Linked DNA regions of Homo sapiens: region 2 is linked to region 1. Evidence: chromatin loops called from intact Hi-C (ENCODE). Cell type or tissue: endothelial cell of umbilical vein. All regions are shown on one strand.

What was found. A loop is a pair of places that touch in the nucleus more often than their neighbours do. Peaks named below come from ENCODE experiments on the same cell type or tissue, not always from the same donor. Only the 100,000 strongest peaks of a DNase experiment are listed, where the experiment ranks them.
Region 2: a loop joins it to region 1, with 10 times the contacts of the local background. A loop is called at or near these places in 1 of 110 quality-filtered maps.

The regions. Positions count from the first base shown.
Region 1 is chr3:169,389,445-169,391,944 of GRCh38, reverse strand. The region is part of intron 1 of MECOM (MDS1 and EVI1 complex locus); the gene reads left to right. Among named protein-coding and RNA genes, the nearest start is that of MECOM-AS1, 57 kb to the left of the region's middle. In endothelial cell of umbilical vein, a CTCF peak has its summit at 1,521 (motif pointing right); DNase peaks (open chromatin) are centred at 814, 1,554 and 2,064; H3K27ac peaks cover 2,057 bases.
Region 2 is chr3:169,240,218-169,242,717 of GRCh38, reverse strand. The region is part of intron 2 of MECOM (MDS1 and EVI1 complex locus); the gene reads left to right. It overlaps LOC124909454 (a long non-coding RNA gene), which reads right to left and starts at 657. Exons shown (of 2, transcript XR_007096154.1): 1 at 1-657. RefSeq lists an enhancer at 1-2,173. In endothelial cell of umbilical vein, no CTCF peak of the experiment used is centred here; DNase peaks (open chromatin) are centred at 187, 417, 957 and 1,597; H3K4me3 peaks cover 725 bases; H3K27ac peaks cover 2,500 bases.

The DNA.
Region 1 (2,500 bases):
ATGCATTTTTTTTTGAAAGTCAGTTCCCATTAGAAGGCAGTGCCTGGTGCCCATCAAGTGTCTTAGACTGTGTGACTCAATTAGACATGAAGGATACTGTACAGACCACCTAATGCTACTAGTTATTGTACATGTTGATAATGACAATTTCCAGAGACCATACATAGTTTGGTAGTCTATGAAGTTGTCATATTATATCATTCCCTTAAATACCTAGCTTGTGTTACCACTTAGCAATGTTGAAATTACCCCCTCTCAAATTATAAGTGCTATTTGGTGTATGTATACACATATGCATAGCACATCTGTTCATATTTTTCTGCAAACATTTTTAATCAAAATATATAATGTTTTCTCATACTTAAAAAAAGCAAAAAATCTTCCTTTATGTTTTTCAATGACATTCTCTTCATCTCTGTGGTTTTGAATGATTTTACATTTAATATGATGTGGTATTGGGAAACTCAATATGGGGGCCTTTAGAGCTTAGAATGGGGGCAGAAAATTGCACTCCTTAGCAACATCTAAACTTGTTTAACACTGAAGATACTGTGCTTGCAATGGGGTAGAGTTCAAGCTAAAATTAGCTAAATCAAGGACTCTTTTCCACAGAATCTCTTTAAGATGAGAAATTATTGCTGTCTTTTAGTTACCAAACCTTGTGAGAACAAGGACCATTGCTCATTTTCAAATAAAACATTTTGAGACTCTAACAAAATTTCAATCTTTTGGGCACTCTCTGCTTCTTATCAAACCAAGAGTGTGGTTAAGTTAGTGTTCTATTGCTCGCTCATATTCCGTTTTACCAGCAAGCCATTGCTACAACTCCCTCTTCTGCCAGACATGCATAATTATTTTCTTTTCTTTATGTAAGACTCCTGGCTGTAAGAAAGCTCTTCTGTTTTGTGGTAATAGGGAAGGGTCTGCATCAAGTCAGCTGTGAAAATGAATTTGAACTTACATTTACGCTGTTTATCCAGTTCTCCTGCATGCCTATCTTTGTTTGCCATGTGGTAGAAGGTAGATCTCAATCTCATTTACTTTTTGATCTTCATCTTTTGGGGGTTGTTTTGAATATTTTCACCCAGAATATATTAGAATTATAGCCTCCTTGCTACAGAATGCACACCATCCTCCTTCCTTTAGCGTGTAGCTCCTGAGTTTTGGTCTCTCCTTTGGAGGCAAGAAGGATCTCTGCCAAAAGCCACCAAGCCACACTTAGGTAATTATAATAAACAAGTTGGGGCTCTCATTTCACATGCAGAGCTGAATGAAGCAGAGCTGTGGTCACAGGGATCCCAGTTGCTCCTCCATTAGCAATGGCACATTAATGCTCCCTCATGTCTCTGCCCACCTTTAAACACTTTTTTTTTAAAGGAAGTAAATCCGGTCACTCTTTAGCATGTGAAGGGGTGCAGCTTTCTTCTGAAACCACCATCAACAACATAAACAAATTAGAGGTAGTAAACCACACCTTCTGCCCACACATAAACCACAGTCCTCACCAGAGGGCAGTCTACTTAATGTGAGAATAACAGCCCAGTTTTATAAGCCTCTACTGGGAATAAATTCCAGTTTCACTGGTTAGAGCAAGGTTAGGCAGCTAGAGCACAGTCTCTCCTAGGTTACATGTTGGGAGAGACCAAACCAATTCTCAGAGTGTCTTTCCAGGAAATACATTTTATAAGCTTTTGGCACACCAAATTTTGACCACCTTCTGGTTTCTACTATGTAGAACTGGGATTGCTTGAGTGGAATGGACCTGGGGATGAACTTGTCCAACATGCTTATTTTATGGATAGGGAAACAGAGACCCCAAGCAGCTATGACTCTCAGCCTCTGCCTCTCAAGGTTACTCCAGGGTTCAGCAACATATTGACGCAAGCACAACTCCATGCCAGGACTTGTGACCCTCCTGCTTTCTCCAAATGCAAATGGCATAGTTTACAATCCTCCATCTTGACCCATATGGGAGTTGTAAAATATTCTCTATACCTTCCTGATGCTGATATACTTCCTTTCTTGACAATGGTTAGTCCTCAACTAATGTGTCCAGCCCTAAACTAATGTGTTCCGTCATCAGTAAATTCCTGACTGTGATAGTCTTTTCTTAAATACCTGTTTAAACAGTAATTTAGATAAGAATGTCCCATTTGTGTGCAACAGGAAATGCCTGCCTTCTTTTAGATATGCTGGCAAATAATTACTGTAGATATGGCTGGAATACTGAAAGGCTGTACTCTGGTCATTTCAGATTGCCTGAGGAGTAACCACCCAGTCTGCTGCAGCATGAATTCAGGACGGTTCTACTTTCCTCTAAATGAATCTGAAGGAAAATCACTTTGGGGACATAGAAAGCTTATGAAGAAAAAGCCCATCAGGTCCATCAGAGGTTGCTAAAAGTCTCTCAAAAATTTGTACTGGCAAAAGAAAGTAGAGGCACATAGCTAAAACATAAAAGAAAAACTATCTATCTGATATGTGATAAGTCTGTTCTTAC
Region 2 (2,500 bases), 150 kb after region 1:
ACTCCCAGCTGACTGGCCCATACACTGCAGCCTCTGTTCGTGTTTATTTTTTCTGCTCACTCTTGGTTTCGTCAATCAGTATGATAGACGATAAGTCCTGACTAGAGCAGCCCGCGTCCTGCTCTCTCACGGTGGGTAGCATGTTGTGGTTGGCGCCGAGCAGTCGGAGGATCGCCCGCATCAGGAGCACCAAGGGGATGAGGTTCGGAGCAGTCTTCCAGCAGCCGGCTCCTTGGAGAATAGCAGGCAGGAGCGTTATCAGCGGAGAGTGGAGTTGCCAAGAAACTGACCACACATTAGTAGCTTTGTTTGGGTAGAGTCTAAGGGGGCTGTAGCTCATAGACTTGAGACACTTTCTGTTAAATCATCCCTGGATTTAAGTGTTAAAAGAAAGCTTGTTCAAAAAGAAACCAGGACTGATTGCCGCAGGCAGTCCTGTGACAGGACTCTCAGGATTGAGAGTCAGGAATTTGTGGAGTTGCTGTGCTGAGATGCAAATGGACATCAATTTAAAAAGAAGAAAAAGAAGAAGGCTCCTCTCGTGGTCTACCATTTACTTCTAAATTAACTATCTCCTAATGTGTAAAACGGCATTAAAAGTGCCTTTAAAAGAAATCTATAAACACAATGGGGAGCTTTAGTTAGCTGGTGACATATGAAACACTGCTCAGTTAGCCGACAGATCATCAGATAGATGGAATTTCCTGAATGCTATTCACAGATCACTAATGTTGTTTATCTACTCTCAGCACTAATACTTTTTACATTTCATTCTAGGAGAAGATTTTTACTTTATTTCATGTATCAAAACTTCTAGAAAAATTTTAATATCACCAATTTTTTGGAAACCTTATTTTGTAGAAGCTTAAAGACTATAAAGAAAATTAAAAATGTCCTGACTTGATTCGCTGAAGTAGCCAAAGTGAAATTCTTTTGATATCTTGTGATGCAACATTGGTCAAACATTTCCTGTTCAACATTTCTTTCCTGGGTATTAGTGGTTCCTTTCTCAAGAACAAATGCTTTGGAAATCTGGTGCTCTGTATAATTACAAGAAATTTCAAATAAGTGATCAGTACACTTTCCCCAAAAGTAATGCTTCTTGATAGAGTAAGGTAAACTTGACAGTTCTTTTTGTGTAGATAATTTTTCTCCATTTTAGAAATTACACTAATGTGTGAAGGAATGTTTCCCCCTAGCTTAAGGTACATTCCATAAACAAAATGAATAGTTTCGGATTCTCTTTATACCTGGTGTTATTGTAACTGCTGATGTATGTTAAGGTGAAATTTAACACTGGAATATTAGTTTTATTTCAGTTAATTATGTTTCTAAGAGCTCATGAACCCTAAGATTTAGGGTTGGTCTGTTTCTAGTTATCCTGCCAAGTTTTTTACTTGATGGAGGGGGTCTGTTTCATTCTGCTTGGCCTCTCCACCTTTGTAACCCCTGGTTTCCTCTTTTCCTGAATCACAAATTTACGTTCTCCCCTTCTGTGAGAAGATTGAACGCTTATTCAACTCCAAAATGACTATGGTCACAAAATATCAACAGTGATTTTTAATAGATCTTTGCCTATCAAAATATTGTTGCTTAATAATAGGGTAAAGGTAGTTGTGGCTGCTGATAGGAAGGAATCTGACTATTAATAAAAAGCAGACAAGGGTCTTGAAACAGTACTTCCACTGTTGCAATGTAGACACTTTATATTACTTTATTTAGTGCAACACCTGCAGCTACTCACATTGCTGGTGGCTGAAATAATCCAGGTCCACACGGAGAGGGCATTACAATTTCATTGTGCTGTTTGTGCTTACTGTTTAAGCCTTTCTCACAGGAGAAAGCATTAGCTAAGTGTACAGTAGATAATAAAAAGGGGGATTTGGGCTCATCTGTTCCCCTTAAATCTGTCTAATAAAATCTCTCCTCATAATTAGTATCTGACTCCTTTTCTACCACTGGCTGGCATCTAGAGGCAGGTAGAGGCACAAAATGGCATTTGTTTTTTAGTTGTCCCATTTCATGACTTTATGGATCATCCCCTCTTTGAGCCTTCATGACCTAAGTTCTGAGACTTAGGAAACTGTATACTTCCTAAGATTCTCTTCTGCAGAAGTTATAATAGATTTCAGATGGAAGATGTTTGGGATCTCAACAGGACAAAGAGGACACATCATTTTAAGGCAATAATAACAAGCCATTCTTCATCCTTAATTGACAACTTAATTTAGATTTTAGACGAGTCCCTTTTAGTGATGTCCTATTTTAATTTCAACCCCAAATGCTGATAATCATGAATTCAAAAACACAGTCTATAAAAAGTTCCATCAAATGAATTTTGGTTTAGGCATGAAGATTTAGGGTGGGGGTTGGGGAATGAGGCTGAAACCCAGCTAGAGGTCATTTCTTCCTCATCTATGCTGGAACAGCTCAGAGTTCAGGGGATTCATACTCTTTTGACTTTAATTGCTCTGGGGCCACTGAGGCAAAGCAATGGTGC